Regions from separate parts of the Homo sapiens genome. Here region 1 is linked to region 2. The links are chromatin contacts, found by Hi-C or POLR2A ChIA-PET in ENCODE. All regions are on one chromosome and are shown on one strand. Each heading gives the region's core, a stretch centred on a gene start or an enhancer-like site at or near the end of the contact. The rest is flanking DNA. Distances are from core to core; before and after follow the strand shown. Region 1 holds the start of LINC02410 (long intergenic non-protein coding RNA 2410). Region 2 overlaps NTN4 (netrin 4).

Evidence for each region. A loop is a pair of places that touch in the nucleus more often than their neighbours do. ChIA-PET counts read pairs that join two places held with the same protein, here RNA polymerase II (POLR2A). Pooled maps may share reads with other maps.
Region 1: a loop to region 2 is called in a map of MCF 10A, with 13 times the contacts of the local background. The contact joins the promoter of LINC02410 here to the enhancer-like site in region 2. A Hi-C loop is called at or near these places in 5 of 168 maps with a recorded cell type or tissue (Caco-2, HepG2, MCF 10A and 2 more) and 3 of 50 pooled maps. POLR2A ChIA-PET finds 5 or more read pairs at or near these places in 9 of 52 experiments (AG04449, Caco-2, HEK293 and 6 more).

The regions. Positions count from the first base shown.
Region 1 is chr12:95,800,471-95,808,205 of GRCh38, reverse strand. LINC02410 (long intergenic non-protein coding RNA 2410) reads right to left here and starts at 5,109. Exons shown (of 2, transcript NR_135016.1): 1 at 4,936-5,109. All of the region lies in intron 2 of SNRPF-DT (SNRPF divergent transcript), which reads left to right.
Region 2 is chr12:95,759,044-95,766,152 of GRCh38, reverse strand. All of the region lies in intron 2 of NTN4 (netrin 4), which reads left to right. Among named protein-coding and RNA genes, the nearest start is that of NTN4, 28 kb to the left of the region's middle. Within about 2 kb of position 1,955, at least 2 of the 41 ENCODE cell types and tissues checked have a DNase peak (open chromatin) inside an H3K27ac peak, as active enhancers do.

The DNA of each region.
Region 1 (7,735 bases), core at 3,860-6,359, 39 kb before region 2:
GTTCTCCCCGCTCTCTCTCTCTCCTGCTGCCCTGAGAAGAAGGTCCCTGTTCCCGTTTGCCTTCCACCATGATTGTGAGATTTCTGAGGCCTCCCAGTCATGCTTCCTGTTACGTCTGTGGAACTGAGTCAATTAAACCTCTTGTCTTCATAAATTACCCAGTCTCAGGTAGTTCTTTATAGCAGTGTGAGAACAGACTAATATAGTCCTCATAAGAAATCTCTGAGAGAAATACTCGTAGTATCCCAATTTACAGATGAGGAAACTGAGGCATAAAGAAGATAGATAATTTGCCCAAAATCACTCTGCTAGTGAGTGGGATTCTAACCTAGAGTTAGAACATGAGCGTCTAGGCTCCTAATCATTTCACCATTCTGCTTTTGCAGCATGATCAGTAATCTTTTAATTCACTTTGGTTAGAGCAATTAAAAATGTCTGGTTAAAATAACAAATTATGGTGAGTTAGTATTATTACATTATTACTATCACAACATGGAATTACCCAAATAAGTTGTATAGAATTTTTAAAAATATGAGTACATTGCTGGACGTCACATCCTTAGGCTTCAGGAACTGAAGACACATTGCAATTTACTCTAGGCTAATTAGCAAAAAAGAAAAAAAGCACCACTGCACCTGGTAGGAAAAAGATAAATAATAGTTAATTTTTATTAAATGCGTATGATGTGTCAAGCATTATTCTGAGTGCTTTAATTAATGTATTTAATCCTACCACAATCTTCTAAGATATGTGTTATTATTACTCCCATTTTATGAATGAGGCTTAGTGGGAGTAACATGTTCACCCTGCCCTCTCCCTCCTCTATTCTTCATTGTTGGAGAGTTCAGAATCTTGGTTGTTTTCTTGTTTTTTACTGGTGGGTGATTTTAAAATTTTTAGGTGGCTTTTGCTGGTAAAGAAAGTTGCAACCTTTGGTTAAAGACTGAGTTGAGGCTGAGCGCAGTGGCTCACGCCTGTAATCCCAGCACTTTGGGAGGCCGAGGCAGGCGGATCACAAGGTCCGGAGTTTAAGACCAGCCTGGTCAATGCATTGAAACCCCTTCTCTACTACAAAAATTAGCCGGGCGTGGTGGCATATGCCTGTAGTCCCAGCTATTCAGGAGGCTGAGGCAGAAGAATTGCTTGAACCCAGGAGGCAGAGGTTGCAGTGAGCCAAGATCATGCCACTGCTCTCCAGCCTGGGTGACAGAGTGGGACTCCGTCTCAAAAAAAAAAAAAAAAAAAAAAATGAGTTGAAGGATAATTGCTGCTTCATGACAGAATTTTAAGAAAATGGCTTTGAAGGCATTTTGCTTTCTGCCAGTAGTGTTACTACTGCATGATCTGGTTTAGTACAATAATAATGACCAGGAGCTCTGGCATCTAATTTTTCAAATCCTGGCTCTGCCTCTGTCTTAGAAGCAGAGGTTCCTGTTCCTGCTGCTATAACAAAATACCTTACACTAGGTAATTTATAAACAACAGAAATTTATTCTTCATAGTTCTGGAGGCTGAAAAGTCCACCATCAAGGCAGCAGCAGATTAGATGTCTGGTGAGGGTCCCCTCTCTGCTTCAAAAATCACACCTTCTCAAGAAATCCTCCCATGGCAGAAGGGTGTGAACAGGGCAAACAGGCTTTCTCCAGTACTAAGGGCACTAATCCCATTCATGAGGTGACTCAATCACCTTCCACCTCCTAATACCATCACCTTGGGGGTTAGGTTTCAACACATGAATTTTGGAGGAACACAAACATTCAGACTATAGCAGCCTCTTCTTAGGTGATCTTGTGCAATTTCTTGAATGGATTATACAGAAACATCCCTGCTCTGTTAGTGTTCCTGGGGTAAGGGTAGGAGAGGGTCATGGGTTGGGATAGGAGGAGAGCTGATTGAGAAAGGGAATGAAAGAGGCCGGAGGCTATAAAAGTATCTAAAATTGTTTCCTCCTAACCTCATTCGACATTTTCCCTTACTTACTTGATGTTTTCTGTTTGCTTAATGATGAAATCTGTTTGATTCCTGTCAGCTTTTTCTTAGTCATATGAGAACTTTCTAGAACTAATGGGGTTGCATGAGAACTGACTTCCAGGCCCACCCATGCTGTTACAGTGAGATCACTTTTTGTAGCACTAGTTCTCGTTCTGCTTGCCATCTTTCCTGATGTGTCACCAATATTGTCTGTGAACCACACCCACAAAAACAACTCAGAAACAGATTTTCTTGAACCACATGTGACGTTGGCAAAGTGTGGTATTTTTAAGTAGGCCACATAGCTATCTAACCGATCACTCTTCCTCCATTGTGAACAAATATATATTGAGAACTTACCCTGTGCCTGGCACCAGTGATAGAAAGACAAATATCCCTGGCTACTTCGTATTAGCAGCAAGCCTAGTATGCCTTATACACTGCCAGGGTAGATGGTTTTTATTTTTTTTAAGTTAAGTTGCTTTCCAACTCTTGACTGTGCATAACTTTTTCTTATAACCTGTGGTCTCTATTTTTGCCTTCTGTTTAGCTCTTTCACTAGTATCATTACTTGCAAATATGCCAGAGCATCTCAACTTTATTCTACCAGGATCACGATTGATTTATATTCTTCTTTTGGCTCCTTGCAGTGCTTTTTTCTGCTAGTGCAAGCTATTTACATGCACTTACTCTGCACTTTGCACACATTATTCCCCTTGTGGTATTACCCCCTGTGAGGTCTAGACCTGTGCTATCCAGTACTGAATGAATAAGATATTCCACAAATACATATACTATATATAGGTGTCTATCTATCTATCTATCTATCTATCTATCTATCTATCTATCTGTCTATCTATAGTCTCTCCATATTACCTATAATGTATATTATATATATGTAACTTAAAACTCTAGATATGCAGCTAAAAAATGAACTGGCTATAGTCTTTGCCCTTTTTAGTATTTAACTAAAGACCTGCCTTTCTAAAGAAAGCTTCTGGTTTCAATCGGATAAAATTAATTTTTGACCTTGCTTGTACATGGGATGAGAGTTTATAAAGTTATAATATAATTGGCAATCTTGTGTCACTGTAAGTTTGACATATATCATTTGTTAGTGAGAAAGCAGAAGCTATGCTATGAAATCCTCTCCCTCTCTGCTTTGAAGAAATTTTTATGGCAGAAACTAAACTATAATGCAGCTTAAACTTGGAACTAAGCCGAACAACTTGGATTCATGGGCATATCAGCATCATTATGATGGTGATGATCATGATGATCATTACTACCTTACCATTATCATCTCATCACAAGTATTATTATTACTACTAATGAGAGTTGTAATTATATTACTTTTATGTTGATTCTTTCTCCAAAATGAATTCCTCCCCTCTCTTCCCATTTTTTTACCTCGTCCTAATTGTGTTTATAGAAACAGAAGTGACAATTTACTTAATTACATAATACTAAACAAAAGAATATTGTATCAACACTGATTTGGCATGGAATGAGGTTGCCTATTAAAGCTGTATTATCATAACATATCTCCCAGACATGATATTTTTTCTGCTTGCAGCCAAAAGTAGAAATTTTTTTGAAACACATTTAGAGTTGTTTCTGGAGTTAGGCATTAGTAGATTATCACTAATTGCTTGAGAGACCCCACAGTCCTAATTAGACGGAAAAGTGAAATGCAGAGGCGGGGCTACCACAGTCAGCCTTGAAGATTGCGTGCTGCAGAATCCCAGGGCTTGCTACTCACATGATGTGAATGGCATTCCCAACATTGTGCAGCAGAGCAACCTGCACATTTGGAAGTACTGAGAATATTGTAGGAAAAAATAAAGAACATTTCATGAAAGCATTTGGTAGATCCATGGTCATCTCATTGTCTTTGAAGGTAAATTTTATTTTTAAATTTAATTCTTTCTAGAAGCCATGAATATTAAGAAGTATAATAATTTGAAAAGAGAAAAAAGTTCTTGGTAGGAGATTCTACAATCAATATTCAATTTCACAAAAGTACACCATTAGAAATGAGAAAAGCAAATGTAAAACTTGGACTTAGAGTGTGTAAAGGGCAAATCAACTAGTAGAGAAGGTAAACATAGGAGAAAAGAGTTAAGAAAAGAAATGACTCTAGCAATAGTGCAGATTACATAGCTTGAATTCTCTCGGTACAAAACATCTAGTTGCCAGCTAAAAAACAAACATTTTAAAGCATATTGTTTGCCTCACAAAGATAATAAAGGAAATCACCAGTCCTCCAATATTGTGACTATTCAAAATGTACTACATATTCTAGCCAGTGTAATTAGAAAGGAAAAACAAATAAAAATTGTAAAGATTGGAAAGAAGAAATAAATGGTCCCTAAATGTACACAATATGGTTGTTTATATGGAAACATGGAGTTAGGCATAAGAGACTACAAATTATTAGAATTAGGAATTTAGTAAGGTTGCTGGATATAAGATCAATAGACAAAAATCAATGACATCCCCATACAGCAAAGATTAAGAAATATTACTTTTAAAAATATATCATATATAAAAATAATCAAAAATATGTATAGTAATAAATCTAATAAATGATTGGCAAGATTTTTATGTAGAAAATTAGGCAACTTTGTTGAAATGTCTTTAAGAGGACCTAAATACATGGAGAATATATGATGTTCATAAAAATGTAAACTAAATTCCCTAAAGATGTAAATACTCCTTAAATTAACTATAAATGTAATACAATTCCAATTCAACCCAACCCAACAGATCTGAGTAGTGGAATAGAATTGAGTTGCTGGTATTTGAGGCGAATCTGGAATTCTTTTGAGAGCCTAGTATAATTAACGGTGCCTCTGATAGAAAAAATATTCCCTGTAAATTTTGTTATCAAAAGGATGAATACTCAGATATAGGTTGCAAATAGAAAATCTACCTTATTTACCAAGAACTTGAATATTTACCTCAACATAAGAAACTAAGGATATGATGATTTCTTGGCAAAGGAATTGCTGTGTCAGTTGCAAGATGGCATTTTTCATCCATGACTCAGAAGTCTGGAATACCTGCCCAGTGCCTCATATGGATATAGACTCTAGGCTTCCAGACCCAGAGAGGAGAATGTTTTAGCAAGTGCATACTGCCACACATGAGAGCATCCAAAGCATCCAAAGTTATCTGAACTACTATACCTCACCCAGAGGCTACCTGTTAAACTATAACAGGCATGCCACCTGTGCCTTCAGAGGCCAATAAGTGATCTTTGAACAGGGTTGGAGTTAAAAAGTAAACCTATCCTTCACGTTTCTGCACTGTTAAAACTAAAGTACTTATAACAACGGACTTGATATGACTCTGCGGTCAATGTTTGCTTCTAAGATTGGCTCATTGTTTACATTTTAAAGGAAGAACACATTTGTTATGAAAAAGTTTTTCCGAATAGTGTGATTGCTTTGGAAGCAGCTCTTAAAACTGTAACACTATGTAATTGGCCAAACTTTCTGTACTACAGTTACCCTTCCAACTCTATAACTGTGAGTTTTTGGTATTTTTCAGTGAAAAGAGAGCCAGTTCAAAACATAAGATTATATAGATGTCTTTTAAAAGAGTTATACTATCACTTTTGTGTTAAAAAACAAGAATTCCAAAGAACGCCAATAAAGATTAAAATCTTCATCAACAAGCATTTATTTTCTCAATAGGCATGAAAGCATTACATAAAATATGGAAAAAATCTCAGACTGGTGATGTGTTTGGTGTGTCCTTTCAACAACTTCTTCTGTGTTTCTGGCTCACCCTCTTACCCTGCTTTTCCTCTCTTACATCCTCTTCATTGTGGAAAGAGGTAATAGATACAAACCAAAAACTTCATGGAAAGCATGCATGGCAGTCTGTTTCCTACAATATACACTAAAAGTGTAATTAGTTTCCTATTTACTTTTCTCTTCTGTTGTTTACTAGTTGCTAACAGTGACTATCATTTGAAAAGGGTGAAAATAGTAAAGCTATAGATGATCTGAACAGATCAGTCAATTTGACCTAGTGAACGTTTATCAAATACTTCAATAACAGCTGAATTACACATTCTTTTCAAATTCACAAGAAATATACACCATGATAGGCCATATGCTGGGCCATTAAACATACTTTAACAAATTTAAAAGAATAGAAATTATACAAAATATGATCTCAGAAAAGTTAGCTGGAGAATCCCCAAATATCTGCAAATTAAACAATGTGTTTCTAAATAACTCATGAGCCAAAGAAGAAATCTCAGGAGAAAATTTTAAATATTTTGAATTAAATGTAAATAAAAGTACAACTTATCAAAATTCACAGGACACAGCAAAAGCAGTGCTTAGAGGGAAATTTGTAGCATTAAACGCATATATTAGAAATGGAGAAAGGTCTAACTTCCTTAGGAAATTGGAAATTCATTCCATCTTAGATAATTAGTAAAAAGGGTGAAATAAAACTGATTAGCAAGCAAAGAAAAAAATTCAATTTTACATATAATCTAATAAAAGAAATACTAATACAAATATCACTTTTCACATACTAAATTGGAAAATTTATACTTTTAAAGTATAATATTCAATGCTGGTATGGGTGAGGTGAAATAGGCACCATACCTTAGTGATAGTTGTACAGATGGATGCAGCATTTTTGGAGAGAAATTTGACAATGTGGCCTAAATGTAACTTTTCTTTGAGCTGATATTTTCATTTTAATGATGATAAGAAAATAAAAATTAAAAAAACTCAAATTAACAAAATGTTTAACAGAGATAGCTATAAAACTATTATGAATAATAGCAAAAATCTGAAAATAACACAAAAGTATAATAAGGTAGATCCACTCACTGGAACAGTATATGGCCATGAAAACTGATGTTTGTGTAGAATTTCTAATAACTTAATAATAAGTGAAGAAAGGCCGGGTGCAGTGGCTTACGTCTGTAATCCTAGCACTTTGGGAGGTCGAGGCAGGTGGATCACCTGAGGTCAGGAGTTTGAGATCAACCTGACCAACATGATGAAACCCCATCTCTACTAAAAATACAAAAAATTAGCCGGGCATGGTGCAGACACCTGTAATCCTAGCTACTCATGAGCCTGAGGCAGGAGAATCACTTGAACTTGGGAGGCGGAGGTTGCAGTGATCCGAGATCACGTCACTGCACTCCAGCCTGGGCAGCAAAAGCGAAACTCCATCTAAAAAAATTTAAAAAGTAAAGAAAACATGGAACAAAAATTGTATGGCTATATAGGCTAGATATAAGATTAGAAGGAGCCATACCAAAATGAAAGCTGGTTTTATTAACGGTAGAGGGTGTCCAGGTTCTTGGTGTCCTAAACAAAGAATTGGACAAAACATACAAACAAAGCAAGGAAGGAATGAAGGGTTTTATTGAAAATGAAAGTACGCTCCACAGTGTGGGAGTGGCCCTGAGCATAGAGGCTCAAAGGCCCAGTTACAGAATTTTTGGGAGTTTAAATACCTAGAGGATTCCATTGGTTACTTCAGGTACACCCTATGTAAATGGAAAGGATGAAGTAAAGTTACAAAGTCATTTACAGCCTATGCCCTATGGAGACGATATTTCCTGTTATAGCTGAAGTATGAGTCAGCCTTATGCTCCCTGCCTCCAGACCCTATTTTCCTGCCTCAGTTTCTTTGGAAGATGGGTTTGCCCTACTAACTGCTTTTCTGTTATTTCCCAAAGACCCATGATGAACACAGTGGTTTCACTCATGGGCTTTG
Region 2 (7,109 bases), core at 706-3,205:
TAGCCACTGAACATAAGGATGTCACTTAACTGCCAAAGAAAAGGAAGGCAGAGGAAAAAGGCGAGGAGTCCCTGAGTCTTTCTGAGTCTCTGTATTAATGGGTGACATTTTATCTATATTTATAATGATACTAGACACAATATGGCAGTCTGCGTGTGTGAGTTGGGCTCTAGTCTGTCACCAGGCTCTGATGGTGCCAGCTCTTAAGTTGGTTCTCCACTTCCACTATTATCTGTCTAGTTCCATCTCTCTCATTGCACACTCAAATCTCGAAAGTACCCTAAAAGGCTATCTCTGTATTTTAGGGGCCTTGGATTCTTCCTTTGTAAGTTGGATCAATGTGAGAAAGACTAAGATAAAGCATATATAAGCGTGTTTTATAAATGGCTAAGTACTATATAAGTGCTATTATTAATAATCATATAATTCTATTACATTATTAGTGAAGTAGACTTTTGGGGCCAGTTCATCCTGTCACTCGACAAATATGTGGGTGCCTCTATATGTCTAGCACCTTCCGAGGCTCCAAGGATATGGTGGTAAACAAAATGGACACAAAATGCCTTCTAAAGCCCAGACAACTAACGTACAAATACATCTTTAGAGCACAACCCAGTCGTAAGTTAGGGACTTCCAGTACTAACTTTGGTCAACTGTCAATGTCTCCAAGAGCGTTGAGGGTCTACATTTTTGCTTAGTGCTTTTGGACAGACATTGAGTTAGAGGACAACATCAGTCTTGGCATTTAATAGTAGATAACGTGAACACAAGAATTGTGTCTTCTCATTAAAGCAGTAGCCCAGTCATCTACCTAGACAGGCAATAATAGAGTGGGAGTTAGATTTAGATAAAAGTGAACAAATCAGAGGTACAAAGAACAATTCTTGTCTCTTCATTCCATATTTAGTTTGACATATTTATTGAGACTTTACAAATTCTTTTTGAACTGTGTTATGAATGTCAAGTACAAGATAAGGAACTATGTTTTTAAAGATATTTTTAGACAGCAATGTTATGGTAAGATACAAGTATGAGCTTAAAGTAAAATGTCTTATCAAAACTGAAAGAAATGTATCCACCTACATCTGGTTGGTATTTCAGATTCATGAAGGAATTTCCAAGTGATTCTGTTAAGAGGTTGCTCTACAGTGAGTGAGTGAACAAGTTAGATTTCTAGCCCTCCTCTGGCTTCCCTTTCGGGACTTGCCTTTATTCTTTTATTAGGGATAGGCACTCCTCATAATTTATATGACAGGTTAATATGCTTTAAAAAAATCTCTCTTAAGGTCCTGTTCAAGTTAGGGAGTTATAACGTGTAAAAGATTCTCAATTTGAAGTACTGTAATCAAAACTTTCACACACACTCATTTTCCAAGAACTTTATAAAACATGCACCAGGCACAGGTAGAAAGTGACAGCCAAGAGTTCAGTGATGTATTATTTCTGGTGCTTTTTTAGCTTTTTTTTTTTTTTTTTGGTCGGGGCGGGGGGATGGAGTCTCGCTTTCTCACCCAGGCTGGAGTGCAGTGGTGCAATCTTGGCTCACTGCAACCTCCGCCTCCTGGGTTCAAGCAATTCTCCTGCCTCAGCCTCCTGAGTAGCTGGGATTACAGGTGCCTGACGCCATGCACAGCTAATTTTTGTATTTTTAGTAGAGACGGGGTTTCGCCATGTTGGCCAGGCTGGTCTCAAACTCCTGACCTTAGGTGATCCGCTGGCCTCGGCCTCCCAAAGTGCTGGGATTACAGGCGTGAGCCACTGTGCCCGGCCAGCTCTCCTTCTTTAAAAGCCCACTTAATAAAGCAGTTAGCTACTTCTAGATGCTCTGGCAGGTGCTGTGAGTATAGCCAAGAGGGTCTGTTACCTATAGAGCTGACTCCAATTGCTGTCATCCACAAAGGCCATTTTAATCTCCTGCTCAGTTTCCAGTCAGCCTCCTGCATCACTTCAGCTGCTTAAGGGACAGTTACATGTTTTACAGCTGTGGCTCTCCACAACCCCACCCTTCTATGACTCAGCCTTGACTGCTAGTCTGCCTGTCAGTATCATTGGCATGTAACCAGAAATATTATTTTCTTATGAACTAAATGATGCAATGACAGATGTTATAGAAATATGCAGGTCATATCAAAACACTCTAATTCAGATGTGGAAGTGACTCTTTCCTCCCCTTTCTCACCTCCCAAAATAATGACATTGGAACTTCAGTCTTGCATTCCAGTTTTACCATGATTAGAAGTGGGTGCTCAAGAGGCTATGTAAATAATAGGTCTCATAAAAACATATTTTTCTGTCTCATGCTACTGTCTCCACTCAGTCAGCTTCATTTCTTCCCCAACAGCTGTGTTGAAAGTACTCTAGGTCTTTTAAAATCTGAATATTACATTATGGAAAAATCTTTGAAATTTATTTGGATTAAAAAATAAAATTGGAAAAAGAAAGGTTCAGAAATAGAGGCTAGAATTCGCTTGACATCGTGGAGAGGAAAATGTCTAGAAAATACCGTCATTAGTAACATGTGCTTACGAGTTACAGAGAGGTCATCTGCTACTTAGCAAGAGTGGTAAATGGTGTAGAAACTATGTGATATGAGACATTATAGATAATTTACCTGGAGAATAGAAGTTAAGTTGATGGCTGCCCTTAAATATTTGAAGGATTTCCATGTTGAAGATAAAGTAGACTTGTTTTGTATAGCTCTAAGGCCAGTATTAGGAGTTTCAGGGAACAGACTCTAGCTTAACACAGAAGAACTTTTTGTTAATTAGACCTTTCTAAAACTGAAACACGCTGCCTGATGAGGCTGTAGGAGCTAGCAGAGAATGAATGGGCATCAGCCATTATAGAGGAACTTCTTGCATTGAGAAATTTGAGTTAAATGGCCTCATGTTCTTTTTTGATTATTAAAAATTCTTTGAGCTGTTTCTAATACCACTTTTGATAGAGATCAATTTTCAAGAATTAGGGGACAATTGGAATCTTATGCATTATTAATTTATCCATTTTTGTATCCAGAGTCTCAGTGCCTCATACAAAGCATTTCCTCAATAAGTAAAGTTTGAACTAATAAACAAGTATTTCTTTATGAAAAGGCTTAAGGTCACAGAAACTTAGGATTTTTATCTTATTTAATTATGGCTTTGTCATTATTTAAAAACAAAAATGACACTGATGATGAGAGACACAGTCGGAATTTATATGAGCCACATTTGCAATTGATTCATGTTAGAAATGCCTTTTCTTATCTAAATGTATAGGAAAGAAACAGTTTTAGAAGCCGAAATGAGAGTTAGTTTGTTTGCCAATTTCTCTTTCGAGCCCAGAATTTCTATTGTGAGCTTTCTTGCTCTGCAAGCCCAAAGCTTAAACATCCTGAAAAATTCTGTACTTTCAGCTCTCCTATATAAATCTCTACTCCATGAGCAGAAGGAAACAGACTAATTTCATACCATTTACTGTTTTCTGTCTCTATACGAATCATGTGAATTAGACTCACCTCTCTTTCAGTTGCACTGCTCGTACTTCAGTACATGTAGGACACAGTAGAGAGAAAAATATCTGCTTTTTACTTTTAAAGCCAATTGCTGGTCTTTATTTCTGCAAGTCTTTTCTTCTAACTCAGCTTTCAGTTCTCTTTCTTAATTCAACTCTTGCAACTAATCCTCATACTTCAGACCGAAACTTAATGGGAAAAGATATGTGAGATTCATCTCTACTGAGAAAACCTTTCATGATGTGATTAATACTTATCCTCAAGGTCTCCTACAAGTGAAGGACAAAGTGGCCCTATGCTGCCTAGTACTAGAGTAACAGCAAATATTTGTCTGTGGCTTAGGGCAAGTTGGAGGTGCCTTTGAAGTCTGTTTGGTAGCCAGGATCTCTCCACCAGGGTAACAGGGTTTAAAACTTGAAAATTTTTTAAACCTTAATCAGCACATTGGGGTTGCTCCTGATAAAGACTCTTGAATGAAAAAAATGGAAAGTACATTCTAGTCTAAGTTTGCATTTTGGAAATCCCCAGTAGGCACACACATGTTCAACAAGAAACTCAATTCGTTTTAACATCAAGTTAATTGCCAACTGTGGTGGTTTTCTGTGGCACCCAGTCAGGGAACGTGTTTAACATATATAATATGAATAATATATATGTATATATATGCATTTTATAAGGAAGATTAATTGAGGAGATAAACAGGAGGTAATAAAATAATTTTAATGACTTAAACAGGCAAAAATGGCTAAAAGCTTTTGCCACCATGGATAAGTTCACTAGCATTTGGTCTCATTACAGCTGAAGAGTTATCTTACTCTTAAAGAGGGGGATAAAAGAAAAAAACTATGTGTTAATAGAAATGTAGATATAATTAGGTAGACTTAAAGAATTATTCTGGGTGCTCACAACTATGTGTTCATGGTTTATCGTTTTCCTAGTGTGACCAGGTTTTGTAGGTAAATTAGACAACCTAGGTGACTCTTCTAATGTCTTTTGACGCACTTTACTTATAAGACTATCTCTTTTGGGCTGGGCACGGTGGCTCACGCCTGTAATTCCAGCACTTTGGGAGGCCAAGGTGGGCAGATCGCTTCAGGTCAGGAGTTCGAGACCAGCCTGGCCAACATGGTGAAACCCCATCTCTACTAAAAATACAAAAAAATTAGCTGGGCATGGTGACGAGTGCCTGTAACCCCAGCTACTCTGGAGGCTGAAGTGGGAGAATCGCTGGAACCCAGGAGGTGGAGGTTGCAATGAGCCGAGATCGCACCACTGCACTCTATCCAGCCTGGGAGACAGAGCGAGACTCCGTCTTGGGGAAAAAAAAAAAAAAGAATATCTCTTTTGTCCTGCCTCGGGAAAATTCACTTTTACTATGCACAGAATTCTACATTCTGCATTAAAATACCTTGATATTAGAGTTAATTGACTGAAGCATGGAAGAGTATACATAGCTTTGTTCTGATCCTGTTGAATGACAGCAGGACCAAAATGAAAGTCTAAGAACTTTTAACCCAAGAAGTGAAATATCTACCCAGAGCTGTTGTAATTTTCATTTACTTCAGGGGTAAAAAAAGGATATCTGCAACACTATAGTTTCCGCTATTTATATGCTGCGCATACCTCCTAATACAACAAACTATATAGGAAGCAATTCTTGCGACTTTCATTTGCTGAAAGGAAAATAAATCTCAAGTAGAATCCTCTCCCCTTTAAGGAAGAAAGGGAGATGGAGTAAAAAAGGAATAAGAAAGAATAATTACATTTTAGTATTCAAACTAATCTCCTTAAAATCAGATTGATTTTTCCTTTTGTCTCACTTCTGACACTCCAAAAGTCCCAACCTCTTAAAACTTATCAGTTTGAAATGAGATTTCTGCTTCTGCTCATGAGGGATTAACTGCTACAGGAATGACTGCCCCCCTCTTCTTTCCCCACTACAAACACACAGCTTAAGCGAGAAAAAAAAAAAAAAAAAAGATGATACAATTGTTTTCAGACATTGGCAACAGGCAGCACAAGACCGTGCTCTGAGAAAGAAGAAACAAACATAACAATCCCTACAATTGCCCCAATTTGCTGATTGGACATTTCCAAGCCAACACATAGGAAGGAGAACCCAGAGTCCAGTGGGCCCACCAAGTTGAGGAGACAGAGATGAGTGCTCAAGGAGGCCAGGGCAGCTAGAATTTGTTGGGTAGAATACTGGGGAGGAGAAAGCTACATAAGAGAAGTCCAGAGATCTGTACACAAAGGTCTCCTTAAGTTTTCGGCTAAATACTGAGCTGCATATGTGTGAGGTAAACTCTAAAAGAGTGAAGAAAGAACTGTCAGAAAGTAGTAGTTGAACCATTCTTAGTATTCCTATGAGTCTGGGAATAGTTCACCTTCTCACTGTCTGGACCGGAAAGACCTCATAATTCACAGGCATCTGGTAGAGCCCTCAGAAAACCTTTGTAATAGGGTTAAATTAGCCCTAAAATAAAGGCAAAACTGGGTTCACCCTAATAAAAATTTACAGCAATCTTCAAAAAGCTGAACATGATCTCAAATAAATTAACTGCATATCAAAACAAAGTCTAACCCTTTTTGGAGAAATATATCAAAATCCATCAAGCAACAATATAAAATTCACAATGTCTAATGTTTAATAAATTACAAGGCATGAAAATATGACTCCTAACCAAAAGAAAAATTGATGAATAAGAACATCCAGAAATTACACAGCTGGTAGAATTAGCAAGCCAGGACATTAGATCATCTACTATAAATATACTCCGTATGTTCAAGAACATGAACATGTGGAAGAGAGAAATGGAAGATATTTTTAAAAGATGTAAGTGGAACTTCTAAAGATGAAAAATACAATATCTGAAATTTAAAAAATATACTACAAGGGGCCAGGTACAGTGGCTCACACCTGTAATCCCAGAACTTTGGGAGACTGAGGCAGGTGGATCACTTGAGGTCAGGAGTTCCAGACCAGCCTGGCCAACATGGTAAAACCCCGTCTTTACTAAAATACACAAAAATTAGCCAGGTGTGGTGACAGGTGTCTGTAATCCCAGCTACTCAAGAGGCTGAGGCAGGAGAATCACTTGAACCCAGGAGACAGAGGTTGCAGTGAGCCGAGATAGAGCAAGACCCCATCTCAAAAAAAAAAAAAAACAAAAATACTACTAGGGACTGACAGTAGATTAGATAGTGCAGAGGAAAAGTTTGGTGAACTTGGAGGCATAACAATAGAAACTATTAATGAATCACAGACAGAAAAGATGATTAAGTAAAAAGAGCATCAGTGAAGTGTGGGACAATGTTAAGTGGTCTAACATTCAAGTAATCGGAGTCTAAAAGAAGAAGCTGAGGACAAAAAACATCTTTGTAGGAGTAACAGGAAAAAAAAAATTTCCAAACTTGATGAAAGTTATAAATCCACAGATCTAAGAAGCTCAGTAAACCCCAAGTAAAAAATAAAACAAGCTGTAAAGAAAAGCACATCAAACAAAGTTACCACGCTGATTCAATGAAGAAGCGTTAGTCTTTCTAATCAACAGTGCTGGAATAATTAGACATTCATATGTGAAGGGACAGAAAAAAGAACCTCAACACTTAGTTC